2 separate regions of the Homo sapiens genome follow, and region 1 is linked to region 2. Evidence: chromatin loops called from intact Hi-C (ENCODE). Cell type or tissue: IMR-90. All regions are shown on one strand. Each heading gives the region's core, and the rest is flanking DNA. Links, peaks and the distances in the headings are about the cores only. Region 1 overlaps IRS1 (insulin receptor substrate 1). Region 2 has its middle 180 kb from the start of MIR5702.

Region 1 (15,896 bases), core at 6,437-10,436, 240 kb after region 2:
ACCAAGAGCATAGGTATTTCTCCATTTTTCTTAATATCTTTCATGTCTTTTATTAATATTTTCTCCATACAGATCTTGTGACTCTTGGTTAAGCTAGCTCCTAGAAACTTTATACTTTTGTTCTCATTGTGAATGGGGTGTTTTTTTTAATTACATTTTCTAGTTGGATATTGTGAAATGCTATTGATTCTTAGAGAATGATTTTGTATCCAGCAGTCTTATTAAACTCTTATTCGTTCTAAAAATTTTTCCAATTTTTAATTTTTTTCAGATTTATGATCATACCATCAACAAATAATAACAATTTAACTCTTTTTTTCCACTGTATACACCTTTGGTTTTGTTTTGTGTTTTGTTCCTTAAGGCATTGGTGAGAACTTCAATTTAAAGAAACTCTTTCTAATCCTGTAGGACTACTACTCTTTTCAGAGTGTTTTAGTCCATTTTCACACTGCTATAAAGAATACCTGAGACTGGGTAATTTATAAACAAAAGAGGTTTAATTGACTCACAGTTCCACATGGCAAGGAAGACACAAGAAACTTACAATCATGGCAGAAGGTGAAAGGGAAGCAGGCTCCTTCTTCATAAGGCGGCAGGAGAGAGAGTGCACAGGGGAATCTGCCACTTTTAAACCACCAAGATTTTGTGGGAGCTTCCTCACTATTATGAGAACAGCATGGAGGAAACTGTCCCCATGATCTAATCACCTCCCACCAGGTCTCTCCCGCAACATGTGGGGATTACAATTCTCGATGAGATTTTGGTCGGGACACAGAGCCAAACCATATCACATAGTAAATGGGTATTAACACATACGAAAAGTTTTATTTGCATCTCTTGAGATAAACACCTGATTTTTCTTCTTTAGTCTATTAAAGTAACAAATTACATTTATAAACTTTACAGTGGCAAACCCTCCTTGTTTTCCTAAGATAAAAATCTTAGGAAAGGCGATACTTTCCACACCCAGCTAATTTTTGTATTATTAGTAGAGACGAGGTTTCACCATGTTGGCCAGGCTGGTCTTGAACTCCTGACCTCAAGGAATCTTAGGAGATTGCACCACTGCACTCCAGCCTGGGCAACAGAGAGAAACTCTGTGTCCTCCTCCCCCTGCCCCCGCCAAAAAAAAAAAAAAGAAAAAGAAAGGGGGGTATAAGTCCAACTGATTTGCATAGGTAGGGACTCTGAATCACTAAAACTTGGATTTAAGTGGTAATGTGGTCCATGGCAGCCCCCAGGCTAGACAGGCTTAGGAACATTTAGACTATATCTGAAATTAAAATGTGACTCAATGGGAAAATGCATTTCTGTACATTAATAGTAAGGTTGCTTGAACAGAAACATGAGATTGTGGATGTGCATAAGAAGCTCTTACTCTAACACATACAGATGTGCACTTTTGTCTTTAAATAAGAATCCAAGTTAGGACTGTACACAATAAGAAAATACTTCCTACTACAACTACTACTTTTGAATAGAATTTAAACTCACTTTGTCTTTCTCTCTACTATACCATCCTCTACTATAATGCACAGACACATACAACATGAGAGCCTTCTGGCGTTTTCTATCAACATGCATTGGGATTTCACATTCCCCCTCCAACAGTCCAGATCCCCTCACCATAGTTCAGAAAAATAAAACCACCTTGTCACGAACCCTTGTCCAGAGACCACTTCTTCCTCCTTTGAATTCCCATGATGTTTTATCTGCACCTCTCATGAGGCTTATCTCTTTCTGTCTTATATTATAGTTGTTTACGTGTGGTACATGTCATGGTCAAGAGGGAAGAAAGTCTGCTGGCTTTAGAGTCAGACCTGTCTCAGGACAGATCCCAGCTCCATCCCTCACTAAGTGGGTGGCCTTAGGAAAATACCAACTCTTGGGAGCCTCCATTTTTTGTTTTGGCAAAATATAAAATAATCCTCTCTCTCATAATTGTTTTGAGGACAGTGCTTAGTAAACAACAAAAAGAAAAAACTCAATCATTTTTATTGCTATCATTACTAGTGATGTTATTTTTGTTATTTCTTATGCCCCTTGCTAATGTATTTGTTTATCCATTCATTCAACAGGTATTTATTGAGGACGAACTATGTGTCAGGCACTGGTTGATGACATGGAAAAAAAAAGACAGAGTTTTAGGGGTAAAGGCAGCAAATAAACAGGCAAACAAATAAATGCAGAGATAATTTCAGATAAAGATGTCCTGTGAAGAAACGAAAACAAGATATGCAACAGAGAGTAAGAGAGGCCAGGGGAGATAAGGGAAGGCCCCTGGGAAGGGAGCTTCTGGGCTGAGACAAGGATAAAAGGGAAGCAACCACCTATGAGAAATTCTAAAGCCAGCGCATCCCAGAGGTGGGGGCAGGACGGCCAATGGGAAGCCTCTGAGCGGGGAATGAACTGACAGCAGAGTAAGCAAAGGAAAACATGGTGTGTGGCACGCAGAGATATAGGCAGGGCCAGACCCTGCAGGGCCCAGTTGGCCCTGATAAAGAGCATGGATTTCATCCTCAGTGTGATTGGAAATCTTGAAGTATGGTTCACTGGGTTGTACTCAGAATCATATCTGCCTCCTGGAGAGATGCTACCCAGCAGCCAGCCCACAGATTTTTGCAAGAGGTAGAGGTGGAGAGAGGGAAAGAAGACTGAAAAGAAGAGAGAGAAGGCAGGAGAGCTGGAGGGAGCAAGGAAGGAGGGAGGGAGGGAATATCACAGCAGACAGACATCCAAGCAGATGAATCTGATGTCAGGGATTCAATGAATCCCCCTGTCAGGGACTCAGTGAATCCCCACTGCCAGGGACTCAAGTCCAGACTGAGGCTGGCCTTGGTGGGTGGGGACATTTTCCATCCTCCTGTGAACATTTGGTGTCACACTGGTCTCATTCCTCGGGTGGTCCCAGATGGCAGTGGGGGGCTGGGGAACTGGGAGGTCTTGCAGAGGAACAACTCCTCACTGCCTCTGGCACTCATCGCTGGCAGTTCTGTCTCTCAGGTTGCAGATAACAACTGTCAGATGGTCTCACTGTGAAGCAATAAGCTTCCCTAAAACAAGGAGGCAGGCCAAGCGCCAGAAAGCTGCAGTCTGGACAAAACACACAGCCTGGAAAGAATTAAAAGTTCATGTGCAATGAACAAAGCACCTCAGGGAAATGTAAGGGGTTAAATATAAGCGCACAATGTTCCCAACGCCCTTGAACACACAAGTAGGAAAATCATCACGCATCCTTGGTAAAGGGAGAGAGAAGCACGGAGAGAAACAAGTTGATGTTCCCATATGAGAACTAAAAATACTGCTGTGAAAGGTTGGCCCTGCCTAAGAATGGAGGGAGAGAGAAATGAAAGACAGTAGGGGAAGGTAAGAAACAAGACAGGAGGAAGAGGCAGAGTGCAGCCCTGCTCAAGGCTCCAGGCTCCTTTCTCACGCTCAGGGCGCTCCCTTCATCTGGATAACAGAGCCTGGATTGGCAGGGTTTCTCAGGACACCCTCCCTGCCGATCTCCCTTTTTCAAAGACACCGTGGTGAGGGGAACCCAGCCACCGCGGTCACACGATTAACCCAAGTCAATAGAAACCGGCGTAAAGAGTGTTTTAGATTAATTCCCCTCAATAAAGCTAAAATTCACCTGAGTTGTAAAAAACTCCAGCTGATACAAAATAAACTACGAAAGTGGCTTTAACGCATCTGAACCAATGAAAGAGAAACAACAGGCTCTTCTTAAATATTTTTCTTCTTACATTTTGATCTGAAATATAAAAAGAACTGAACTCAAACCTGGCCAACCCCAGTGGCAAAATGGTGTATGAGGTATTTTCCAATGGACCAGCATCTCCGAAAGAACACTCCTGGTTCAGAACAAAACAGTAGCACTTAAATGAGGAAGAAGTGTGAGAGTGAGAGAATCTGGAATCATATGTGAATGCACCTTAAAGTTAGCAAGCCTGGATTGATGGGAGTTTCTAGTTACAGCTCCTGTCTGGAGGAAGCAATGCAGTAGTTAGAATTAAAGGTAGAACTAGCTGGCTTGTTTCTTATTCCTAACTTCCCGTTTCCTCATCAGGGTCAGTTCGGTGCTCAGAAAACTGTATAAGTGCGGTTCTGAGAAGCAGTGCCATGATCACAAAAATCCCATCTTGGCTTCATCCTGAACTTTCCTTGAACATCTTTTTTTTTTTTTCTTTTTTATGAAAAAGATAGGATAAGGACTACAAGCAAGGAATTTCTCCTCCTGTCTAGGGCCTTTTAAACTTCACAGTTACAAAAAGGTAGAGCAAACTGGAATGAAGGAAGAGATTTCGTCCAAAAGTTGTGAAGCTGTTTAGAATTAAAATTATTATGTAATCTCTACAATGTACTGAGGGCCAGCTATGGATGAAGCATTTTCAAAATGCTTTGCCTATGGCAGGGTACCTTTCATAACTTCCCAGACCTCTGCAGAGTATCATCATCCCCACGTTGCAGATGGTAAAACTATGGCATAGAGAAGTTAAGCAATTTTCCCATGGCCTCTTCGTGAGTTAGTGGAATTTCCAGGTTGGCCTAGGGCTGCCTCATTTCAATGGCAAAGCCCATTTTCAGAATATAAACTCATCTCTCCATAATTGATACAAGAAATTAAATGGCAGATTTCAATGGCATGCTCATCATTGGTGAAAACCTCCAATGGTTGATTATGGTTTCACTGGGGGCTCAACATTTTTATGGAACAAGCACATGGTGTGCAGGCTTCCTACCTGACATGCTGTAGTGTAGGTTCTCAGAGAAGATATTTTGAGCTCATAATCTCCAACGAGTAATGTACTTTTCTTTTCCCCCGAGACAGAATCTCACTCTGTTGCCCAGGCTGGAGTGCAGTGGCGCGATCTCGGCTCGCTGCAACCTCCACCTCCTGGGTTCAAGCGATTCTCCTGCTTCAGCCTCCTAAGCAGCTGGGATTACAGGCAACCCCCACCATGCCCGGCTAATTTTGTATTTTTTTAGTACAGACGGAGTTTCAGCATGTTGGTCAGGCTGGTCTGGAAGTCCTGACCTCAAGTGACACACCCGCCTCGGCCTCCCAAAGTGCTGGGATTACAGGCATGAGCCACCACACCCAGCCTGTACTTTTAAAATTTTTGGCTGAGAGTTTCTTTGTGTCACGAAGATCAACTCCATCGCTGGGGTACGGAAGAGTAAAAATAGATTTCCCATTAGTAGCAACAAGGAGTTGTTTGTCAGCCAGAAGGAAATTCTTTAGTTCTTTTCCTGTTTCAGTTCTTTTTCTGCCAACATAATTAAGCAAGGTTCATGTTGGGATAAGTCAGAGCCAGCTTCATGTACTGGTGGAATAGTGGGTCATCTATAGCAGATGCCTTCAGAGATGTGAGTAAAAGGGTGTTGAACTCAGACAGGACTTGACAGCACCAGTCAAGTAGGGACCCCCGGACTCCAAAAACAAAGGAGAGGAAAAGTATATCTGTGGTGAATTTATCCAGAATTAAAATTACTCCAAAAACTTAGAAAGGAGCTTTTTTCATTTAGCAAACATGCAAGTTCTATTAATTTTTAAAGTAAAGTTTTATTTATTTATTTATTTATTTATTTCTGAAACAAGGGTCTCACTCTGTCACCAGGCTGGAGCAATCATAGCCCACTGCAGTTTTGACCTCCCAGGTTCAAGTGATCCTCCCACCTCAGCCTCCCAAGTAGCTGGGACCACAGGCACACACCACCACATACGGCTTTTTTTTTACTTTTTGTAGAAGTGGAGTCTCACTATGTGACCCAAGCTTGTTCGAACTCCTGGGCTCAAGCGATCCTCCCACTTTGGCCTCCCAAAGTGTTGGGATTACAGATGTGAGCCACTGAACTGGGCTCAAAGTACAGTTTTTTTGGTTGTTGTTGTTTGTTTGTTTGTTTTTAATGACATGGAAGGGAAAGGGACCACTTCATCATAATAGTTTGCAAGGCTCACTGTCTATAACATGCTAAATATGTCTCAACTCTCCCCCTAAAATATGTCCCCACACTGATACCTAAAATGCCACCATTAGCAATCAGTCCCCTTTTGCTAAAATGTTCTCTTTCTTCCCTCAGGGTAGGTTTTCTTTTTGAGACAAATACCTGGGAGCTAATACATTAATTTCATACACCTCTGGGAAAAAATAATGAGCTTGTCAGATATGTATTCTCCATTCCAGAAAGACTCTGGGTCCCGTGAAAGCATTTGGTAAGGGGGAGTACCCACTCTCAGCCAAGGTGTAGCAATGAGAGGAGAAAGAATAGGGACAAATTTCACTGACCTAATATTCTTGTCCTAGGGCAGTCCCTAATTCTATAAAACTTGTTATAGGGAATCACAAAAGTCATGATTCTTTTAAACTCAAACACAGAGTTTTATTACAACTACAAACTACAAAACCCAACCACAGCCTTTTTTCTCTGATACACATGTCTGAGGAGCTAATACCAACAACCAAAAGAAACGGCTAAACTAACACGTCTCCTGCTTGAACCTGTGGCCTCTCTCTGCCTGTCCCTGTAATGTGCTGTTGACCGTGGAGTTGGAAGGGATGCTGGCTCACAGCCTGCTGTCCTAAGGAGGATGACTTCTTTCTTCACTTGGTGTCTCAGTTGACCCGCTCAGGAGGCGTAGCTGAAAGTTTAGCATCAAATGTCAAAATCATGAAATGTTATGCTTTTACAAACCATTTCTCTGCAATCACAGAATCCTTGGTGAATTCACTGGAAGTCACAATCCCTTTTCCCCGGGAATCAAAAATGGACACAGCTACACTCACAAAAAAAAAAATTGCATTCAATTTGAGAGCGTTGAGAAAATTCTGAACCCCAGGTTAAGATCAGATGTCCCTCCTATTTTATAAACAAAGAGCTGGAGAGCCAGAGAAAAGAAGTGCTTTGCTTGAAGTCACAGTTAGTTAGTGGCAAGACAAAACTAAGATCTGAAGTTTTCACACGGTCATTAAAAGAAATGCTCCCCGTCAGATTTCCATCTGTCAAACATTTCGGCAAACAGACATGGGAGGGTTACTCTATTCAGGAAGAAGTTTGTTTAGCTCAGCCAAACTTACTTTATTTTTCAACAGATGAAGTAAACCAGACTCAGAACTCTACATCTTTTTTTTCACATATGGGGGATGGGACTCTCCTAACTGGAATAGTTGGTGTGTGGCGGGGAGGAGAGGAGGATGTGTAATTAAATGAAACCTTTGAATTTAAACCAGAAACACCCTGCTGATGAAAAAAAAAAAAGAAAAAAACACAAAAGTTGCTGTTTTAGACAAATCATTAACATTTCCTCCTCGAATTGTATGTGTGTATGAATGGGGTGTGTTTGTGGGTGTGTGTGTATGGGTGGAATGTGTTTGTGTGTGTGGCTGGCTGTGTGTGTGGGTGGGGTGAGGGTGTGTGTGTGTGTGTGTGTGTGTGTGTGTGTGTGTGTGTATTTGGCTTCCGTTTTTTGTGAAAAGCAAATGAGAAGCAGCGTGTACCCCATTAGGGTAGGGAAAAACTTTTAATTAAGAGTTGAGTGTTAAGAGGTTAATACGAGACAGCCAAGGAGCACTTCCATCCTGACTCAACCAGAAGCCTTCAGAAGCGCTGGAGAAGGAAGTTGGATTAAAGAGCGGGACCTGGGGAGGGGCACAAGTTGTGCCTGGAGCATCAAAACTGAAAATCAAGAGATTCTCCATGGCATTTTTTGTCAACCAAGTGACGTAAATGTTTACCAGGATTTTAAAGAACATGGTTTCTTTTTCAGTTTCCGTGTGTTTGGATTATTAATGAAACTAAGTTGGAATCCTACTTTCTAACTGGGTGACCTTGGACAAGTCCCCTTCTAGAATTTAGGGTGTGATGAATGAATAGTGGGATTTTATGATGAAAATGCCAAGGAAATACCTTCCTATTTTATCTGTGACTCAGTTTAGAACAATGGTTCTTTTTTTTTAAATCCAATAATCCCCACATATTTTATCCGCCTCTGGTAGGTTACCATGCACTGTCTTCCTGGACAGAATTCACTTTCCTGCGACTCATCTCTATTCTCAGCACTGCAGCTGATCATAAGTTAGAAAAAAAGAATGGAAAAGACCTGCCTGTTTATTGTCCCTCCTATGGGGTGAGGTCCTGCCACTCTGGGTGCCACAGTTTGCTCTGAACTTCCTGTGGACCCTTGAGGAAACCCAATGTCTATTTGAAAAGGACCACTCTAAATGATTTCTACTGTTTTTGTTTTTTTATCTAGAAAAATTGAGGCATCAACAAAAAAGTCATCCTAGCTCTACTCTAATTAAGCTGAACTGTATTTACTTGCCCAGCTGTAAAATAGTGTTCTGGTGTTTGTAGATAAACACTTTTAAGAAGTCCTATTAGCACTTCAACAGTCATTGCATAAGGAGTCAGAGGGGATCATAAACTCTATCCAACAGCACTTGTAATTGCAGCAACAAAGCTCCAACATCTTCCAGGATAACTTTTTTAGCAGGTCCGGGAGAATTTCAGAAGCCCAGGGCAAGGGGGTTTGCCTCAGATCCCAATTCTTTCTTGAAAACAGCTATGGCAGGGGCCAGCAAACATTTTCTATGAAGGGCCAAATAGTATTTTACTTTTCAGGCCATTCAGTCTTTGTTGCAGCTACTCAATTCTGCTGTCGTGGTGCCACAGGCAATATGTAAATGAATGAGTGCAGTTATGTTTCAATAAAACTTTATTTACAAAAACAGGCAGCAGGCTGGATTTGGCCTCTGGGTCAGAGCAGGGAATGATCTTTGATTTATAGACTATGGAGTAGCAAGTTTAAATGTGGGGGTTCACTAAGATTCTCATCCAACCCCTTTTGTATTTTTAAATAATATTTTATTATTTTCTTTCTCCAGATAAAAAGAGATATGATTATTATAAACACTCACAGAAAAACAGAAAAGAAAAATTATTCACAATGCCATCAGACATACCACTTGTTAATATTTTGGAACAGAGTCTTCCATTTACATATATATATCTATACATGTATATATATATATATGCTTATTTTATAGAATTAGGAAAATTCTGTATGATGCTGTATACAAAAATTTACCTAATATCCTTATTTTCATGCTACTTCCTACATAAGTTTAGACAAATTTTACTAATTTTTACTTTACGGATTGTTTGCTTTTTGGGAGCAATGAGGAACTCCACCTGTATCATTTCTTCTCTCACATTTACAATTATGGGACTTTAGTCCTTGAGATTTGGGGCAACTAACATAGAAATGGAAGCAGATAGGATATTGCCTAATGAACTCCAATAACGTGTTCCTCCAGGGTCAGGTGTAGAACAACCCCAGAGAGAAGGGGTGTGTGTGTGTGTGTGTTATTGGGGAACCATTTATTAATATAGTTTCCTGTAGCCCTTGTTAAAATCTGTATTGTTTTAAGCCCTTTAGAAACTCTGATATAGGTGGTCTGCAGCTCAAGTTCTGAAAAACACTGAGTGTATATCAGAAAAGAGCTTCAATCATTCATTCACTTCAGGTGAGGACTCATTCTTCAATTCAGATGATACCCAAGCATCCGCCTCCCATTTTTCCCATTGCCAATCTTGGCCATTTTTCTAATCATTGATATCCCTAACAGATAATAGTAGAAGTTCTCATTTAAAAGGGTTTACAGGAGGTAATACATAAATCCTAACGCCTAAAACAACAGCTGTTAGGATTTCATGTGGCTTTCACATTTAACCTACTGTCCTGTGTGTTCCTAAAATAAAGCCAGATATTTCAATCGTGTTGCTGAAAAGAGGTGCACTTATTGGGAAAATCAATAGGGAACCAGAAAATGACTTTTGACACAAATGATCTAAGCTAGACACCAAGACAAAGAATGGAAATAAATAGAATAAGGCCCTGTTACCTCGTAGGGTGAAAGTTATCAGTTGGACAGAGCTTTACTTTCAGGCTTCTGTGAGATGATGTTTGCTCAGCGAATTTGTCACACAAGGCAGCTGGAGTAACAATGTTTTTAATTAATGGAAAATTATTTTTTAAGTACTTGGAAACCAGAAATTTGCAGCGGTGTCAATGAGAATATAAACCATCAAGAAGTCCTCAGGCTAAGCACAGTGGCTCACGCCTCTAATCCCAGCACTTTGGGAGGCTGGGGTCCTGCCCTCGAGTGGACTACTTAAGGTCAGGAGTTCGAAACCAGCCTGGCCAACATGGTGAAACCCTGTCTGTATAAAAAATATGAAAATTATCTGGCATGTTGGCATGCGCCTATAATCCCAGCTACTTGGGAGACTGAGGCAGGAGAATCTCTTGAACCCAGGAGGCTGAGGTTGCAGCAAGCCAAGATCCCATCGCTGTACTCTAGCCTAGGAGACAGAGTGAGACTCTGTCTAAAAAAAAAAAAAAAAAGAAGTCCTCAGTATGGCAAGAAGCTCCTCCCCTCAGCAGCCTGTGACCACAGACTTACTCCTTATCTACCTCTAGGTTGCTGGGAAAATAAAATAATTGATATAAATCCTAGTGGCTAGCCCACAATGAATGCAGAATAAATGTTGCTATTGTTTATAATAGAATCAGTGAGGTAATTACAGATTCTCCTTGACCATTAATTCTCAAAGGCCTTTCATTGACATTTTACTTGCTATTTTGTTTCTGTATATGTGTAAAGGTAATAAGACAGTTATGCTATAAATTGCACCATTAATACATTCCAACTAAACTTCCCTCAAATTAATACTAATTATTGATGTTTACATATAATTTCAAAGGGATTAGAGTGATGTTTGCTTTGCAATACCATTGGGAGGGAAAAATCAGTGTTTAAGTATAAATGGAGGAAGATAATATAAAGTGAAGATCAAATAATGACTTTAAGCATTTACTAAATCATGTTGTGTGCTGCTTCTTAACAATAAAAATATCGCTTACACTGGCAAACAGAAGGAAGATCCCTCTAGCCTGGTGCACCAAGTAAGGGTGGAAAAGTCAGTCTTTATACTCTCAGCGGAGCATCATGCTCATAAAAATTTTTGTAATAATATTAAATTTTTTAATTAATATTTTTTGAGATGGGATTTTACTCTGTGGCCCAGGTTGGAGTGTGGTGGTGTAATCATAGTTTGTTGCAGCCTCAACCTCAGAGGCTCAAGCAACCCTCCCACCTCAGCCTCCCAAATATCTGGAACTACAGGTGCACACCACCACATCTGGCTGAATTTTTAAATTTTTTTTACAGATAGGGTCTCACATTTTTCTGCAGGCTGGTCCTGAACTCCTAGCCTCAAGTGATCCTCCTGTCTCAGCCTCCCAAAGCACTGAGATTATAGGCGGGAACCACCATGCTCAGCCTTAAATACTAAAGTGTCCAATAATGTGAGTTTGCCCTGAAACATAGGACACATCAATCATCTTCTATTTTAAATGGTTTAAGCAAGATAGCTCACAGAAGTTGGGGGTGCTTGACTGCTTCAATATTGGCAACATGATTTATTATTTTCAAAAATTATAGGTGTTATTATCCTTTCTAGTGGAGAAATGACCCACAAATCTCCAGTTGTACAGAAATCAGTATTTCCCAAACTTTCCAAGCAGAAGAGTCACCTGCTTAAAGATACACATTCCTAGACCACTCCAGGGAATCAGGATTTCTAATAGCAGCTCTAGTAATCGGACAAGTTTGGGTAACTCTTTCCAGCACTGGTTCTTAGCACTCACCACTTGCTAGAATCTGCTGGGAAGCATGAAAAACAGCAGCAACAACAATGATAACAGATGTCCAGGCCCCATCTCCAACCAATTTAATCAGTATGCATCTCCTAAGTTGGCCTGGCCATGGATGTGTTTTCTAAAGCCACTCAGATCATGCTAATATGCAGCCAGGCCTGAGAAACACCAACTGCTTTGCCTCGGTACTCAGTGTCATTGGAACTAGCAGGACTGGCCTCTTCTGGGAGCTGGTTAGAAGTGCAGGATCTCAGGCCTGGCCCCAGGCCCTGAGATGACGATCTGCTTTTTTTTTTTTTCTGAGATGGAGTCTCACTCTTTCACCCAGGCTGGAGTGCAGTGGCGCTATCTGGGCTCACTGTAACCTCTGCCTCCCAGGTTCAAGCAATTCTCTGCCTCAGCCTCCCGAGTAGCTGGGATTACAGGTGCCTGCCACCACGCCCGGCTAATTTTTTTGTATTTTTAGTAGAGAGAGGTTTTCACCATCTTGGCTAGGCTGGTCTTGAACTCCTGACCTCATGATCCACCCGCCTCAGCCTCCCAAAGTTCTGGGATTACAGGCGTGAGCCACCTGTACCCGGCCGAACAAATTCTTTAAGAGATCTGTGTGCACACTAAAGATTCAAGTATGCATATCAAGGGAACAAAAACCTTTCCACCAAGAGGATGGATTTTTGCTCCCCTCTCCCCTCTACCTTTGCCAGCACTACCATCAAAAGCAGCTTAAAACCTTGACTGAGGTCTTTTTCTTTATACACTTAGCCATTGAAAGCCAACTGAAGAGTGATAGGGTGAGGCCCACCTATCTGTTCCAAAATCATTTAGGAAAGCATGTTAAACAGCATACACTGCTCTTACCCAATCAAATGTCTCCGCAAAATTTAATTGGCAGTTTGTTTCATGTCCAGCAATCAAAGACATTAAGGACCACTAATATTTACATCCATGAATTCATTTAGACAGTTTTCTTTAATTGATGATGAAGACACTACAATTCTAAGTACCAGACAGAATCAGGAAAAAAAAAATTGAAAATAAGCATAACACTATAAAGAAAACTTGGAAAAGTGAAACACTTCTAAATAAAAAATATATACCTGGCCTGGCACCCATTACATATATACATAATACATGTTATAAACATATATACAGTAAATGTTTTGGTAGCAATACAGACCATGCATTGGTCTTTGTGTACACAGATGAAGTAGCACCGGGGCAGCACCACCATCTTAAGATGATAAACCAAACTGCACATACATTAAATGAAAATACATATATGTTTAATTTGGCCCACCCTGTAGCCAAGAGGTGTAAGGAAAGTACTTTGCAAGAAAAAATTGTTTTGGGAACTACATTCTTAAGCCAATGGTGAAGTTCTAAAAAGAAAAAGAAAAAAAAAACCCTACAAATGTCTATGCAAATATGGACAAGTTTTCCTGTTTACTGAATTTGTCCTATCCTATGGCATACTCGTTAACAGCATAAGCAAAGAGAGATTTAAATGCCAAGTGAATGGCAGAAGTCTAAAACACCAGATCTTTTGGTGTATACGTCACAAATGGCAAGTCATACACAAACTAGAAAAGAAAGCTAACTCTCCACCTAAGTCATGTGTTTTCTAGTCATGTTAGCTAATTATAAGCTCTTTATTCATAATTAATTCCTCGAGTAGGGTTAAGCACCTCCAATATCATTCCACCTCCTCCCTGCCCCTAATGTGATGCTCTGTTTACAAGTAGTGGGAGACACACAACAGGCTACATATTCTCTACCCATACTTAGGAGACAGACTTACAGAACTACGGAAGGACCACAAAGATCTTCTGTGGCGCTGCCTCAGAAAGGACCCATGGCCCCAGTGTTTATCCTCGGTGTTCTACTCACTATGAAGCTGTTTTTGTTCTCCATAACTGAGCTCACAGTCTAGAGGTCTTTTAGTCTTGGCAAGGTCATATTTCCTCACATTCCTAGAAGAGCATGCTTCTTCCTCTCAAGTTTCTCACAAGCCTATACATCTATATATATATATATATATATATACACACACACACATATGTGTATCTATATATGTGTGTATATATATCTATATATGTGTATATATATCTATATATGTGTGTATATATCTATATATTTGTATATATTCATCTATATATACACACACACATCCCACACACACGTCACATATATATACACACACACAAAGACACACACATGTCACATATATATACACACACACATATATATACACACACACAAACACACACACACACACACACACACATATACAGCATTACCTCCAACTAACATTCATCATTCATGGCATCCTAGGAACATTAACTCCCCTGTCAAGTCATTGCAAAGAAGAAATTTCATATTGGCTTCCACCCATTCTTCTTCCCATTCCTACCAAAAGGGTCACATCTCTCCCCGCCAAGGTCTTAATTCACAGTGTCTGGATTCAGGGCCTCCTTGTGTGATGGACTAACCTACAGAGTGCTCTGCAAAAGCAGCATGAGACCAAATATGGGGTCATTGTCACCAGCAGTTGGAAGACTGCACATGGATACTATTTGTCATGGCTCTCGTTGTCAGTGGATGGTGAAACCCTTTCCCCCCTTTTTTTAACCACCTGCAGTAAATAAATATAAAGTTTCCGACTTTGTGGTATATTGTATTCAAGATGCAAGATTGAATAAAACAGGGCTTCAGTATTGTAAAATACTGTTTCTTACCATACAGAAAAATTGTTTCTTAATACTTCAAATGTCTCAAATTTAAATGATAGCTAGAAGACAAAAGCCAGGGAAAGAAAGGTTAAAAATCTCTACTTCTGGCTAGATGACTTTTAGTAGATCCATTTTTGCAGTCACTGGATTAGTCAAGAGTCCTTGACCTTTGAAAGTCAGCAAGAAATAGCCACAAATGTAACATCAGTACTGATTTCTCATTATTGACTCAGGTGGTTGATCATTAATGGATTCTCTTCACTTCTAGCTGGTTCTAGGGCCATTCTTTTGCCCAGAATGAAGATATCATCAAAGTCATAAAACATATTTGTTCTTTTCGCAAAAGAGGATTTTAAAACTCTGCTTAAGTCTCTAAGGAAAAACGCTGTGAGAGGTTGGTGTCATCAAGAAAAACCCACTAACTTCTAGGTTAACCAGAGGCCACTAGAAGCCTCAATAATGAAAGCCCTTGGCTGGCCTACAAATGCTTTGAAATGGATAAAAGCCAACTCTCCTCAATGGGAACTGAACACAAGGACTCAGCAGCTGACGTTGCTCAAAGGAAACCCTTCGTGTCGCCAGAGTATGAACTTTTGGTTTGAGTACCAGCAACTTCCAGTTTTAAATCGGTAGTTTGATGCCACCATCAAAACCAGCTCAGGCACCACTAGAAGCAGCTTAAATAAGAATTTCTACCTTTATGCTTTTCGACTCAAAAAGTCAGAGAAATAGAAACCAAGAGATAGATTTTTCCAGTCTGTTCATTTCTGCTCTCATTCAAAACATGTTGATAATTCCACATGTAGAGGTATCTCGGTAACACATATTCAAAGTGTAGGTTCCTTGAGAAATAATAACCAGCTTTACAGGAAAATGGTTGGGAGTGACTTTGTTCATTGATTTCTCTTTAACTATTTCAGTCCTCAAAGGAAAAGAGCAGGGCAGCTTGCTCTCTTCTTCCACTAGCAAGAGTATGAATCAGAATGCTTGAAAATATGAAAAGTTAGTTTGACTAAGAAAGTCTTTTTTTACAAGAGTAAAAAACAACTTTCATATCAGATTTTCAAAATGGGTAGTGCTCTCTACTAATAGGAAATGATGTAATTCTGCAAGTTCCTTGAAAACAATGGATTCTTATGACTCTAGACCCTATTTATCTTAGAAATTGATGAGCATGCAAATGATTAAAATCTGCAATAACGGACACTGCACAACAGTCTGTGAGGTACATGCCACCTGGCTGAATGAACAGTAACACGGGCCTCAGCAGTGTGAGGGGTTCCATTTATCTCCGCTCCCTTTTGAGTAGAGCTGGGGTCCCCAAACAGTTCATCAGGAGGCAGCAGCCACTACAATGCCCTCCAACCCTGGCCCCTACCTTGTAGTCCCCACTCCCACCCAGGGAGCTTAGGCGTTCAGAGAAATAAAATGTTGCTCCTCCC
Region 2 (15,896 bases), core at 7,233-11,232:
CAAATCGCTGTCAACAAGGGCATGCTCAAAACAGCTCTTCTACTAGAACCAAAGCAAAACTCCAGAGACACGAGAGACAATTGACATATAAAATTTACAAATGTCTTCTATGGTTGAGATCAGAAATTCTTTCAAGGAAAACTAAAGCACAACCTCAGCAGTGACTCATACTCAAGGTATTTAAGGAAGTAGCAAGAAGTACATTGGGCTGTCTTTTCAACTCCAATTTATCACATCTCAGAATCTCCCCTTTACGAAAGATTTATTCTTGAACAATTCCATACTAAATCTTTCCTCTTCTCCTGTTGAATCTTTATGCAAGTAGAGTCAAAGACAAAGAATTCCTTTTTCCACCTATTCATAGAATATCCTTTCTAATCCCAAGGCCCCTTACTTAATGCCATTTTTCTATCCATTCAGGATCCCTATGAACAAACTCCTATGATTCCAGTTTGTGTGTAAGTACACATAGTTAATTATGATGGACTATACATTCCTGAAGCTAACTGTGGCCACTTTAAGAAGAACCTCCTTCCAAAAACAAACAAACAAACAAAAAAAACAAAAAAAAAAAAAAGAAGAAGAACCTCCTTCTTAAAAGGCCCTTGGAAAGTAAGTATAGTGATTTAAATAACTAGCTGGGTGTGGTGGTTCACACCTGTAATCCCAGCATTTTGGGAGGCTGAAGTGGGAGAATTGCTAGAGCCTAGGAGTTCAAGACCAGCCTGGGCAACATAGGGAGACCCCATCTCTACAATAAATGAAAAATTAGCCAGGTGCGGTGGCACGTGGCTGTGTTCCCCGCTACTCAGGCAGCTGAAGTGGAAGGATCACTAGAGCCCAGGAGTTTGAGACCAACCTGGGCAACATAGGGAGACACCATCTCTACGAAAAATAAATTAACCAGGTGTGGTGGCATGCACCTGTGCTCCCAGCTACTTGGAAGGCTAAGGTGGGAGGACGGCTTAAGCCTAGGAATTTGAGGCTGCAGTGAGCTGTGATTGCACCACTGCACTCCAGCCTGGGAAACAGAGCAAGACCCTGTCTCAATAAATAAATAAAATAATTAACTAAAAATTTCAGAAAAAATAAATAATCCATTTGCTCCCAAAAGATCTCCAAGAGAATACTACCATGACCATACAGGCAGGATAATTTATCCTTGATCATGAGTAATACATTTGTCTTTGCATTTTTGTATTGGTAGATAAACAGCTCATATTATGAAAAATCATTATGAAACAGCTCTTAAAGACATAAGGAAGAGGAACATGGATAAAAAAACAGGTAGTAGAAGTTGGTGGGAGAAAAGGGATAACAGATCACCCTTAAACAAGCCAGAAACTTAATTATCACCTTTAGTTAAATCCAAACACCCAGTCTCCTGTTTCAAGGAGACCAACTCACAGAATATTTTTCATGACTAACCTTATGTTTGCAACTGAAGATTAAAAACTAAATATTATTTGACAAGTTTTTATATGACGACATAAAGAGTGGCTAGTGCCCGCTGTTGACTCAGACATTTCTGCCAACCTCTTTTGCCTGCCAAAATATAGCTTCAATAAGCACACATAAATTTTATTTTTAATAAATAACCACAAAATAGTTTCATAAACATACTAAACTGTGGATAATTGTAGCTCACAATGAGTATGTGTTACAGTTTCGGTAAATAGAAGTTACACAGTCTGAAGCTGGCACACGCTAACCCCATCGTATGGATTGATGTCAAACCAGCTCACGCTGGAACACCCTGGTGATTTTCTTGGTAAGCGGCCTATGTGCTAACTACTTGGGCTCCTGCCTTCTTCCAGCAGTCCTCCTGTTAGTCTACGCAGACATTAGGTTTCAGAGTCCTGAGAATTTAAAAGGATAGCTGAGGTCTCTGCTTGGTGTCCCAAAGGGTCTTTGCGGTAAGAAAAGTTCCTTATGCCCTGACCAACATGTAGACACCTATAATACTTTAAAATGAATAAATAAAGGGCATTTGGGGAAATAAATACTGATGTGATGAGAAGGAACCAGTGAGAATAAACTGTTCTTTCTAACTAACTTTTCTTGGAATTTACATGTTCCTTTTACTCAAAAGATCCTTTTGGAAGAGTGTATTGCCTTTTCCTCTGTTGGCAGACATTTCTTTCTCTTTTTTTATTTTTTTATTCCTTGAAAAAAGCAGCTTATTGAAAGCTTAATGAGTTTTTCTTTTCTGTGTTAGAAATCAGGTTTATTTTTAAGCTTCTTTGACCACACATGTGCTTTGATGAACTTCCCTCCCATTCGTGGAAAAGAGCTCTAGGTTCCTAACACTTCCAGCTCCAATTCTCCACATTCTCCTTCACTTCACATCGACCCCTGGGAAACTTAGAGTGAGAAAAAGTCAAAGGGGGAATTTTTTTTTTTTTTTTGTAATGTACTGAGCTTCCTTTTGAAGACGAGGAAAGAGAGTTTTATCTTCAGTAAAAACAGGCCCTTTTGTGGAAAGGAGACGTGATGACTGATCAAACAGCATTCAGCATTCCAGGGATGCCAAGATATCGCTGGGTTAAATGGTGGAGATGACCCAAAGACCCTGCGCTGTTTGAAAATAAATAAAATTACTCCGGCAACATATTCCGCATTCCTGTTTGTACTCGGCAATCTACATGCTTTAGATTCTGCCTGTGGTTACCTTCACTCAGGTCTTAGCTCACAGTTGAATTTATTCAGTCAGAATTTACTGCAAACTTCCTTATGGGATGCATGAAACTGGGCCCTAGGATGGATGGGGCAGTGTGCATGGTAAGGAGGCAGGATAGAGCAAGAGGGTGGCCCTGACACCAGGAAGTGCTCAGCCTGAGGCCTTGGAATATTGCAGAGCCATGGATTAAGGGCCTCATGGGCACAGGGAGAGAGTGACTCACTCTGCTGGAGGTTGACCTCCATCAGGAGGAATGCCTCGTGGTGTTTTGTGACCTATGAAACATTGGCAGCCTGCAGTGCTGCCGCACAATTCTGTTATGTTTTTCAGCACTGCCAAGGGTAGATTTCTCATCTTAACCTCAGTCCTCCTCCAGTCTGCATCCTTTATAATCCTACACAACCCCCAGCAATGGTTCTCTAAGCACACCCTCCCTGACTCCAGTTAACCATTTTTTCTATCCTCACCCCAAATTAAATTCAACTCTCTTTGTGTATTTCTTGTTAAACAGCTATGTGTAGAAAGCTATGCAGGACACAGAGGTGCAAGATCTTGTGCATCAAAAAGCTTATCACCCAGTAGGAGAGTTAAACACGTAAAAATTTAAGTGGAAAAAAAATGTAATAGAACTGCAAGTGCTGTGAGCACTTAGACAAGGTAGTGACACACTTTGGTTCAGCGAGATTGTGAAGTTTTCACAAAGGTTCTGGCACATAAACTGAACCAAGATGCATGGACACGTTTCCTAGAGCTCCAAGGAACAGCATGAGCAAAAGACTAAAGTTATGTGGGTAGGCAGCCAAGGGTGTTTGAATTTGAGTGTGGCCAGGGCATAGGATAGTCAGAGAAACAGAAAAAGAGCTGAAAGGGTTGGTTCGGGCCAGATCAAATCCAAATCAAGGTAAGTAAAAGTTACTCTGTGAGTAATGGGGAAGAGTTGAAGTTTTCCTAGGAAAAAAATAACTTCCATTGCCCTGTGGTTAAGAATGCTAACCCTGGTCCTGGCTAACACGGTGAAACCCCGTCTCTACTAAAATTACAAAAAATTAGCCAGGCGTGGTGGCGGGTGCCTGTAGTCCCAGCTACCCGGGAGGCTGAGGCAGGAGGATGGCGTGAACCCGCGAGGCGGAGCTTGCAGTGAGCCGAGATCGTGCCTCTGCACTCCAGCCTGGGCAACAGAGCCAGACTCCGTCTCAAAAAAAAAAAAAAAAAAAAAAAAAAAAAAAAAAAAAAAAAAAAAAAAAGAATGCTAACGCTGGAAGCAGTGAGAAGGATTGATTAGACAGGATCAAGGCAGGAGCTGGAATGGACCCATGTAAAGGACCCAATAAGAGTGAGCATAGAAGACTTTTAGATAAGAAGCCCTGTAGAGGCTGAAATAAACGTTTTCCTAACATGGACAAGCAAGGCTCCACCGTCCTTCCACTTTTCCTTTTTTAGCAATCAAGCAAGCAACCAAAGACATCAGATGTTAATAAAATGAAATGGCTATAGACAGCACTGTACAGAACCAATAGAACCTTCCACAGTAATGGATACTAGGCACTTGATGTGGAATCACTCTGACTAAAGAACTGAATTTTTCATTTTGTTTAATTTTAATTACTTTTAGTTGGCATAGCCCTATGTGGCTAATCCTACTTTATGGGACCGTGTAGCTCTAAAGAATAAAATTATATTGACTGAACCAGAGATTCAAAGCATTTTGGAAAAATTTACATTATTCTTCTACCGGCCATCAGACTTCAGTGGTGTTGCTGGATTTAGAAGATGGTGTCTACCTATCAAAAGCCCCATGTTTACATATAAGAAGATGCAGTGCCTGTATTTAGCTCAGGCATGAAAAAACTTCAAAACATTTTCACTTTCAAAAGGGATCCCTTTGAGTTGTCCAGAAGGGCCATCTTATCTCCCTTCTACTCAGGATAGCCTATCAGTGGGCAGTAAGATCATGGAGGTCAGGAAGAGGGTGACTAGTTCTCTCTGACTTCAGAGAGGAGGACCTGTCCTCGACTATCTATTTTCCAATGAAAGTTTCCCAATAAGTCATTGCCCCATTATAACCTAAGCACAGCAGAATGGCCATGGTATGTCATTAAGTGTTTTTGTAAGTTGATTTGTGGTGTTAACTTTCTGGATCATAGAAATGGTTTTCCTCAGTATTTTTTCTTCTGTAGGTTTGGAGTCAAGAATTATAATCAGTTGCTAAGACTTTGAATTCTCCAGGTAGTTATTTCAAGAACATCCTTTTGCATGTTTCTTGGAAACTGATTCCTTGTTGTGTGAATTCAAATACATTATATGTGGTGGCTACTGGCCAGCTCTCAGGGCACCTGAACTTTTTGGCACTTCACTCCTTATATTCCATTATGGAATATGGTAAAATCTCTTATGCACTAAGTAAAACCAGGATTAGATAACTTTTTACTTGCTTATCTCTCCAACAAAATATATAAGAGGAGCACTGGAAGAAATTTAGCAATTAGAGACTATTAAAATAACATTTAATTTACACATTGATTATTTCTAGTAGAACAAGTGTTTTGAAGATGGCTACAATAATATGAATCTTTGATAACCTTTAAAACAGAACAGATTGCTCTGAAACCAGATGAAATAAATAGATCTTCCTAAAGCCAAAAGGAGAAATAATGCTTTTCAAACTGTGGGCCACAACCAGCTGGGTTATGAAATCAATTTGGTGGGTCAGACCAAATTTTAAAACTAGAACAGAATAGAAAATATCAGTGTACCTCACACATATTAAAGGTAGAAAATGCTGTATTATAAAACTATCAGTTGCGTTTGTGTCAGTGTGTTCTAAGTTGTGATGTAAAATAAGTATTTTTTACAGAGTGTTACTTTACCAAGAGCTTAAAAGTCACTGATTACCAAATGAGAGGACCTGAAGTTTCTTGCTGTTGTTCTAGGTAACAAATTGTTTGTTTTTTCATTGTTCTAGGTAACAAATACTTATCAAACATCTGTTCTATGCCTGATATTGAATTCAGTTATAAGGTGAATACATGGCTACTTCCTTCAAATAATGTATCATCTAACAACATATAGATACAAATAATTATAACACAATGAGCACTATAATAGACATGAAGAGGTAGATTAGAAACATGGCAGAGGGAGCCTCTACTTCTGCATGTGACAGAATGCAGAGAGGAGACATGACAAATACTTCACAGAGAGAGTGGCATTTGATGTCATCCTTGAAAAGTGACCTGGAGGAGCAAGAGAAAGGCATTCCAAGAAAACAGAACATTTTCTATAAAGGTTGAGATGTGACTTGTACTAGGCCTGGAGTCTGGAGTGGTACTCTAAATCTTACTGCACATTTTAGTCACTTAATATAGCCTTCAAACTTAGAGATATAGTGAAAATGGAGATAGTTTATTTTCATTATGTTTGAATTGTTAGTAATACGGTGGTGTTTGATTCAGATCTTAAAACCATCGCTTTTAAGAGCAAAGCTTTTCAAATGGAAGAGTTCCTCTCAAATGGGTCAAATGTTATGCTTCCTAGGGAAGAAAACAAAATTCATTTGCATTATAACAGGGTTTAGCAAGAAGTCATGTAAGGCTCAAACTCCTTTCTTTTGCTGGTTTGAACAAAACAAATATTTATTAGAAAACAAAATCATTGTACATTGTAATAGAATCAAGAAAATTAGGTCATGCTTTGTTATAACTGTTATTGGACATAGATCATTTAACTTAATTTCACACTTAAAAATTTAAATTACATGGTAGGGGTTGGGGGGGGTAGAAATTGAGGCCCAGAACATCAGGTATGTGTGTCATGAATAATCATAAAAGGCTTTAGAGCCAATTTAGGCAATATTGATAAGTATGAAAGTATAGAATTGAAAGTACTAATTCAAAATAAAACTTTTCATTAATTTTTTTCTTGGTATTATTTACACTGACTGTGACTATATTTGTTATTTATTTCAAATCATTCTGCTTTCTTTCCTTTTCCATGATTCCTCGTAGAAGAGCTTTTAGAATAGCGTTTCAACTCACAGGCTCTAAATGATATAGCAAGATCTAACAGAACTTTATATATTAAGCAAAGTAATAGCTAAAAAGAGATCAGCAATATATTATTGCAGACTAGGTAAATAATCTTAGTAATTCTTCTAAAGGTAACATGTGAATGAGCATTCTTTCTTTGTGATAGGAAAACTACTTTAATTACTTTTCAAACAATCTCAAAGGCTGAAAATGACCCTTGTATTTTAGATTTTGAAAATTCCATGAGAATTGCCGCTGTAAAGATTTTGACATGGCCTTGAGATGTAATCTTATTCCCCAAAAGTGACTGTTATTTTATTTTACCTTTTGAGAATAATGACTTTGATTTGAAATGAGAAAATAAATAATAATATTTCTAAGCTTTGCCGTAACACAGTTTCAAAACAAAAATTAAACCGTCCTGCTCAGGTACCTATTAAATTTTTCAGGTCTTAGAAGAAAGAAGCACAGTAATTATAATTGCAGACTCTACGAAAGACTTAAAAGTCAAACAAACCAAAAAGAATCATAACTTTTTAAAGAGGTTCTCAAGGGTTTTCCAGAATAAAAAAAAGTGATTATGAGTGAGTTTGTGTTTGGATTTGATTTTCATCCTGCAGGAGTGAACATTAAACCAAAAATACATATATCTTGGAGGAAAAGCTGCAGCTTCTTTCCCCAACTGTCTGAATGCTCTAATGTCAGATTTTTCAAATTCTTCTCTACCTTGGAGGAATCAGATATTTCCAGGAGCACCAGGATGGATGCTTTTCTTTTCAGCAAGACTTCAATTGTCTACCTGTTTATATAGGAGAAGCTCTGTAATTTAATCTCCACCACAGAAGACAATCATTATGATTAAATGAGGCGCTGGTTTAACAAGGTACACCTAATAGGCACTTCTGCTCATCAGATCTTGCACAAACAACATTCTTTCATTGTGCAACATGTAAAATAACTTCTTCGTCCTGTTGTAGCCTCTGACACTAGGCACAGCATGCTACCTCTCGACTGACTTTTCACTGGAAAGCAGAAAAGACATCACTCTGTCCTAGAGACCGTGGCCTCTGTTCATGTAGCCTGTATGAAAGCAGGAAAGGGAGACATTTTTTCCACTGTTTGCACTCACTGCGGGATTTGGGGTATACCACACAACAGAGGACATGTCTCTCTAAGCACAGGATGAAAAGAATGTGCCTCAGAGAACACAGCTTTTTTGCAAACTCAATTGGTTTACCCAGTTTATATATTATAAATTTTGTCTCCATTATCCTCTTATTCAAACAGATGCATGTGCACACACACACACACACGCACACACACACAAATTGGAAGAAAGTCAGCCAAAACCAAAAAGACCCTGTAGAGAAGCAAAAGCAAATGAAAGGAAGACAAAGCTTTAAAAAGAGGAGAAACAAATGTTAAAAGGGATCACAACCCAGGTTAAGAATCCTAGAAAAGGGAAAGCAAAATATTTGAGCACCGTAAAAAGGAAAATATTTCAAAGGAGTGAAAAAACACCCAGCAGAACTGCAGTTCATGAGTGAATTTATGAACTATCACTTCCTTTCAAGCCCATAGGAGGAACACATGGATCAGCTTCTATCTCTCTCTAGTATCTTGGCTGTTTCCATGTTTTTCTCACCATATCTCACATTTTTCTTCATTTGGTAGTTTTTTTGTTTTTTTTTTTTTTCAAACCTCCCTCCTTCTCAGGAGGTGAATAGAAGGTGGCCCCTCTATAAATGACTATTATCCCTTCGGGGTGAGGAATGTGGAAGAACCATGTCAGGAATTCCAAGCAGCCCAACAGCATTAAGCTGAGGCAGAGTTGTTTGCAGAGGGAAAGCGAGAGAGCCTGGACACACGAATAATGGAGCTGATGTCCTCAGAAATCATTGCAGCTTATGTTTCCCATTTAGGTTAAAAAAAAAAAAACTGATAGAGTCACAAACAGGCACTATGAACTTCTAGCATTTCGCTTAGATACAGAACTTATTACTATGTGTTCCTTCCTTCCATTTCAGACTTTGGGGCAAGAGAAGCAGTCACCTCCCAGAATTTTTCAAATCCTGCCTTGTGCAGCAAATATCACAGCTGCACCCCTCCCGTATTATGCATTCATGAGGTAACTCACAGAGGAATGCATTCTTCCCCAAGAGCTGCTTTGCTGGAGTTTCTAGAGTAGAAAAGAATTAAGTGTAGATATGGCAGAGATCCCCAAATTTTATATTAGAAAAGAGAAACCAGAAACCAGACTTAACTGCTTTTATATGTGTGTGTGTGTGTGTGTGTGTGTGTGTGTGTGTGTGAGAGAGAGAGAGAGAGATGGAGATAAATAAAAACATAAACAGGTATAGATAGGTAGATTAGATAGATAGATATATCTAGAAGAAGATCAACAATGTATATGTCAGAGGCATGTGAACCAGAGCAACTCCATCTTGAATAGGGGCTGGGTAAAATGAGGCTGAGACCTATTGGGCTTCATTCCCAGATGGTTAAGGCATTCTAAGTCACAGGATGAGATAGGAGGTCAGCACAGGGTACAAGTCATAAAGACCTTGCTGATAAAACAGGTTGCAGTAAAGAAGCCAGCTAAAACCCACCAAAACCAAGATAGCCACAAGAGTGACCTCTGGTCGTCCTCACTGCTACAATCCCATTAGAGCCATGACAGTTTACAAATGCCATGGCAACGTCAGGACATTACCCTATTGGTCTAAAAAGGGGAGGCATGAATAATCCACCCCTTGTTTAGCATATCATCAAAAAATAACCGTAAAAGTGGGCAGCCAGCAGCCCCCAGGGTTGCTCTGTCTATGGAGTAACCATTCTTTTATTCTTTTACTCTCTTAGTAAACTTGTTTTTGCTTTGCACTGTGGACTTGCCCTGAATTCTTTCTTATGTGAGATCCAAGAACTTTCTCTTGGGGTCCGGATCAGGACCCCTTTCCTGTAACACCTATATGCGTATATATATATATATATATATATATATATATATATATACACACACACACACACACACACACATACATACATACGTGTGTGTGTGTGTATGTATATATATATATAATATATATAAAATATTTCAAAGGAGTGAAAAAACACCCAGCAGAACTGCAGTTCATGAGTGAATTTATGAACTATCATTTCCTTTATCATTTTCTATAACATATATATGTGTAAACATATACACACACATATATATATGTGTGTGTGTATATATGTATAAAATATATATAAAATATTTCATAGGAGTGAAAAAACACCCAGCAGATGGAGTGACATGGGGAAACATTTTGCTTGTTTCCCCATCTAAACTTCCCAAACAATTGGCAAGTTCAGAGCCAATTGCTACACCATTGATTGGGTTATGGAAGGCTCCAAAAATGTAAGGGGCCAACACAAGCAAAATGTTTCCCCATGTCACCCCATCTGCTGGGTGTTTTTTCACTCCTTTGAAATATTTCATATATATCATATATATATATATAAAGGTGAGATGGGGAAGCATTTTATATATATACACACACATATATATGTATGTACACACATATATACACACACACATATATATGTATGTGTGTATATATGTGTGTATATATATGTGTGTGTTTATATATAAAATGCTTCCCCATCTCACCTTTTTAATGCCCTGTGGCTATTGCGTGCATATGTCCTTTCACACAAAGGCAATATTTATGACTCACCATCAGAAAGTTACACAAAAAGTTACCTAAAGACTACCATGGATTTTCAATGACCAAATCATGACCCAACTTTTGGTCTTGCCCCTAAGGACTATATCTAGGTAGCCGTTCATCGAGAAGCAGCAAATGTATCTGCAGGAGTTTAGACTTTAACACTAACTTATTTGCATGTGGTCCTCAATTTTTAGAGCTCATGTGCACTGATGTGAAATCTCTTCTTATCCCACCCTCAAATTCTGGCTTAAATATCAGAACAGCTGTTCTTCATAAGATGATGGAGATGCTGATGCTGATAATAATGGAGATGATGATGATAATGATGTGATGGTCGTGGTGACAGTAATGGTAATAGCAGTAATAAAAACCAACAACTACTCAGAATTACCATTTGGCAGGCATGAAGCTAAGCACGTTTCATGGATTATCTCATTCAATCTTCCAAAACAACTCCATGAGCCAAGAGCTATATCCCCATTTAAAAGGTGGAGAAATTGAAGCACTGAGGTGTTAGGTAAATATTAAATATCATACTCAAGGCCACACATTGGTAGGTGACAGAACCCAAACTTGAATGCAAAAAATCCACCTTCAGAACTTGTGCTGTTAATGTCTACTATCTCCTGCACGATGCCCATGCATGTTCTGAACACTGAGAGCTTGGGCTCATCCATCAGATGTTCAGGCCAGGCACAGTGGGGATGAGGTGTGCATGTGTCTAAGTGTGAAAATGTATTCAGCTGAGTGTCTCTGGGCAAGTTTAGTGCCAATTGCTACACAATTGATTGGATTATGGAAGTCTCCAAAAATGTAAGGGGCCAACACAAGCAAACTGTTTCACAGTCTGGCTATTCCTTTCACACAGACAAAGTCAGCAAGGCCAGCCCTACAGCAATGCAGAAAACATCTCCTGAGTGGATTCTTCACGGCTTTCCCAGCCGATGCACCCCAAACACCAACGATCCAAGACCTGTCATTTGTGTTCTGATACTCCACCTGAGACCTGAAATAAAATGCAAATACAATATATAAACCCATGGTCACACTAGATAACTGGGACCTGAGGAAAGAGGCAGAAACTTTTTGATACTAAAGAGCTCTAGAAGGATCAAAAGTTCCCAGTACCCCCAACCCAACCCTCACAACTGCTGCATTCACACACACACACACAAACACACACACACAGAAACACACCTAACAAGTGCCATCAAAGTAGCAGACAAAAGCAGTCATACAGCAGTAGACAAAATTATTAGTAAGTGCTTCAAAGGGATAATGAAAGTGAAAGAGGGAAAAATCCTTCATTCATTCTATATGGTAATCATTTATTCAACAAATATGGTGTATCAATACTTATGGATATAAGTTAAGGAACTGCCAGTCTAGTGCAAGAGATAGACAAATGACAGATTATAGAATATTCACCATTTTTATTAGTAAGCCTTTTCTGTGGATGACTCTGTGTTATTTACATACGCAAAACTTTTTTAACAGATTTGAATCAAATAACATATCTTATGTAGGGATTAACTACTGTTTGGGGGTTCTACGTATGTCTCTTCCAATAGAAGAGTTAGCAGTCAACTCTTAAATGTGGTTAATTTTAAGGATGAATAAATCTTGACTACACAGTTAGTTTCTTTACCTAATTTTTGGCTCAATTCCTGAATTTTAGGCAACCACAACCTGACTTTAGACATATCTTCAAGTAACTTTAATTAATGCATACTAGTGTGGTATAAGAGATGACTAAGTGCTATGTTATAATACATACATAGGCCTCTCCTTTCTCAAAAGGACTTTATAATTGGTTATGGTAATGAGACAGGTATACAAATAACTTTGCCACAATAGGCGTACAAATTATTGCGAGAGAAAGATAGGTACAAAAGATCATATTTGATTGAAGGAATTCAGACACAGTTTTTCTTTTAATTTAATCCAAAATCTTCAGGTAAGAGAAGTTTTTAAAAAAAATGAAAAGTCAAATTCATAACAGTTCTCAAATTTTAAAAAACATAATATTCAATATCCTTTATGTCTGAAAACCTCAGCATTTTCTTGTGTATCAGATGTTTAAGCAGCTAATGGACTTAGCCAGAGCCTTTTTAGAAGGTGTGAGTTTGTCCACACTTAGTAATGCCCACACTTGTAACACTCATCAAAAAGAGGCTAGTTTCAGGTATGGTTTGACTCAGAGGCTCAAATAAAGACTTGAATAAAAATGTTTCCATCTCTGTACTCTGCCTCCTATTGTGTTAACTTCATTTTCAGTCTCCATGTTGTGACTCCTGTCAACTCTGGGCTCATTCTTCCATGCTCAGTCTAGCAGAGAAGAGAAAGTGTTTTTTCCCAGGAGCCCTTCCACCTTCCTTGGATTCACTCTTTCCCATCTCTACAACGATCATTGTGGTTAAGGGGCTTTGATGCACTAAATGACCAAGCTTGAATCACAGATTTCATTCCTAGTGTCAAATATGACACCCTACCAGAACCAGATGGACAAAGAGTAGAAGAAGATGGTCCCTCAAAGAGAAGGAAGTGCATCTGATGCTGAGTGTTTCAAACAAATAGCCTCTGCACATATTTCATTCTCCTGAGGGAGATCATATACACATTAATCTTATATTCCATTTATGCATAAAGCAGAGTCAAAAAGAAATTAACAAAAGCAAAAATAATTATATTATTTTTGTGGTTGTATATTTATATTTATATTATTATGTGGTTGCTGAACCAAAGTCTCGATCTAAATAATTGATTCTTAAATCTGAGGTTGACTTTCAATGAAGGATTCCACAGTCCCTTGAAATCTTAGTCTTCTCTGATGTAAACTCTAGAATCGCTCCTCCTGAGCTCAATGATGCAATCTGCTCCCTTTTGCGGGGCTTACCTTCCATTGATGGGAAAGGGTCTCTGAGAAGAAAATACATGCGACTCTCTTCAATAAAACACATGTTGAGAAATTGGGAGAAACGGCATCCCTCAACCTTGTCAACACATTGAAGCTAAACAGGAGAATATATGCAGAAGCAGGAAACAACCAGACTACACATTGCGTGCTTGTCTACCAGCCCTGCTCTGTTCTCAAGGCAAATTCTTACTGCAGTGAGTGTCTGTCCAACTGCAGAAAATGTACAATGGCTCTGAGAGTACTGTTCAGTGCCAGAAATGTAGGAAAGGAGGAAGGACCATAAATGCATATTAATGAATTTATTCCAGAGCAGATCATGCTTTTCACTAACATAATAGCAAACGAAGACCAACATTCTGCAGTCACAACTATTAAACACACTCAAACACCCCATCAAAACATACTTTTCCCCATCATGTCTTTTCAGATGATCATTATATTTCCAGTATAAAATTTTTTGCAAAGCCATCTTAAGGTGCTTCACATTCTCTTTGGAAGTAAGTGGTGTTATACATGAACCCCAATTGTTGTCAGGAAAATAGCATGTCCTTAATAAATGTCTTTTTTTTTTTTTTTTTTTTTTTGAGACAGAGTCTTGCTCTGTTGCTCCGGCTGGAGTACAGTGGTGCGATCTCAGCTCACTGCAAGCTCTGCCTCCTGGGTTCTTGCCATTCTCCTGCCTCAGCCTCCTGGGTAGCTGGGACTACAGGTGCCCGACACCATGCCTAGCTAATTTTTTGTATTTTTAGTAGAGACAGGGTTTCACCATGTTAGCCAGGAAGGTCTCGACCTCCTGACCTCATGATCCACCCGCCTCGGCCTCCCAGAGTGCTGGGATTACAGGCGTGAGCCACCGTGCCCGGCCATAAATGTCTTAAAAGTTGAATTAATAATGATGGCTAAAAGGGTAAATGCGCCCCACTTGGGTAGAATGTCATAATTTTAACAACGGCCTGCAGAAGCCAGTCTAGAGACAGCACCATGACTCAAAGGAATGACTAATATCAGGAATTTCACACACCATGGTAGATGCAAGAGGGGAAACTCTATTTGGGGAATTCCTGATTCCACTATTTATCTTGCCAATAAGTAGAATGAGTTTCATCTGCATTAAATCTACTTACACTAAAGTAGCAACCTCTGAAATAAGTCTTGTCATATCCACCAGCCTCATTCAAATTAGACTGATTTTCTAAATACAGTGTTTTTTGGCAAGATTATTTCACTCATAAAAAAATTAAACATGAGAACTCATATATGATTAAGAAGTTTTCTACGAATCTTAAAAACATGCCTGATGAAGTTATACATTTATGTGATGACAGCTCCAACATACTCAAATATAAACGCCCAGCTCTACACATTGCACAAGTCCAGAGGGAGTACCATTCGTGTTGAACTTTGTATAAGTGGTACTTCCTAGAAATGGACAATGAATCATTCTCTCAAAATGTAGTGTGTTTATGTATGTGTGCTTGTGGATGTACACACATCCTATACCTACATCTATATCTGTCTGTATCTATATCTCAAACTAGATTTGGTCTTTCAGAAAAAACCTCTTCCTCTACTCAACAGATAACAAACTGACTTGGGATTTCCATGAATCTGTAATGTGGAAGCTACTTTCAAGCCATTCATACCCCCCTATTGCCATTCTACTTTCGAGGAACTGTAAATTATACATGAATTATTTAGCCATGTACGCCTTGTCCATAAATGTATTTAGGAAATTCATTTCGTTCCTTCCTATAATATTATATACTTACTATCGAGACTTTTGAATGTGTATGTGTGTGTGCTTGTGTGTGTGTGTGCGTGCACGTGTGATAGAGAGAGAGTAACCAAAATATCCATTTATTTCAAAACCACGGCAACCATAAACAAAGTTATTTTCCATAAATCAGGAGAACAGGTTGTATTGCACATGTCAGGAACCAAATACATGAGCCTGAGCAAGGCATTTCCGCTTCTGAATCTTAATTTTAAAACTGCATATTTAATTTTAAATAAGTTATAATTTATTAGTTGGTGAAGATTTACTTAGTAGGCTCAAAATATACAGACTATCCTAAGTGGATTCAATAGTGACAATAAGCTATACATGTCTGTCAAGGCTTACAAAAAGTCATAAGCTGAAAATAAAATTGAGAAATCTGACAGAAGGTATAATATTTTATTTTAGGTGAAGTTAATGTGAATTAATTGTATAAAGCTTCCCAATTCCAAAAATGAAAATCAAGCTGTACTGTAAGAGGAATAACACTTAGTTGATCTATTCAAGCTGGATCTCAACCAAGTTTCCAGAGTAGAAGAGATGTATGACTGGTTACTAGTTCCCAGTACAAGTTTCCGTTTTCAAAATATTTCCTTTAAAAGAAAAAAAGAAAAGGGCAGAATACCAATTTTGAACTTTAAAGGAAAATATCATTGCCATGTATATTCCTGGAACCCTGCTTAATGCTGTCTCACTTTTTCCCTTTACCTTAACATTTCTCTAAAAAGAGACATTGTCCAATTAACATGATCCTTTTTGTGGACAGGGCCACCATCATTTAGTATCC

Evidence for each region. Peaks named below come from ENCODE experiments on the same cell type or tissue, not always from the same donor. Only the 100,000 strongest peaks of a DNase experiment are listed, where the experiment ranks them.
Region 1: a loop joins it to region 2, with 5 times the contacts of the local background. A loop is called at or near these places in 4 of 110 quality-filtered maps.

The regions. Positions count from the first base shown.
Region 1 is chr2:226,718,725-226,734,620 of GRCh38, forward strand. It overlaps IRS1 (insulin receptor substrate 1), which reads right to left. Exons shown (of 2, transcript NM_005544.3): 2 at 12,588-15,896. Among named protein-coding and RNA genes, the nearest start is that of MIR5702, 68 kb to the left of the region's middle. RefSeq lists a silencer at 1,556-1,756. In IMR-90, for the core only: no CTCF peak of the experiment used is centred there; a DNase peak (open chromatin) is centred at 8,027; H3K4me3 peaks cover 554 bases; H3K27ac peaks cover 947 bases.
Region 2 is chr2:226,475,644-226,491,539 of GRCh38, forward strand. No RefSeq gene overlaps it. Among named protein-coding and RNA genes, the nearest start is that of MIR5702, 180 kb to the right of the region's middle. RefSeq lists enhancers at 2,282-2,832, 8,287-8,788 and a silencer at 2,470-2,764. In IMR-90, for the core only: no CTCF peak of the experiment used is centred there; a DNase peak (open chromatin) is centred at 8,838; H3K4me3 peaks cover 212 bases; H3K27ac peaks cover 1,267 bases.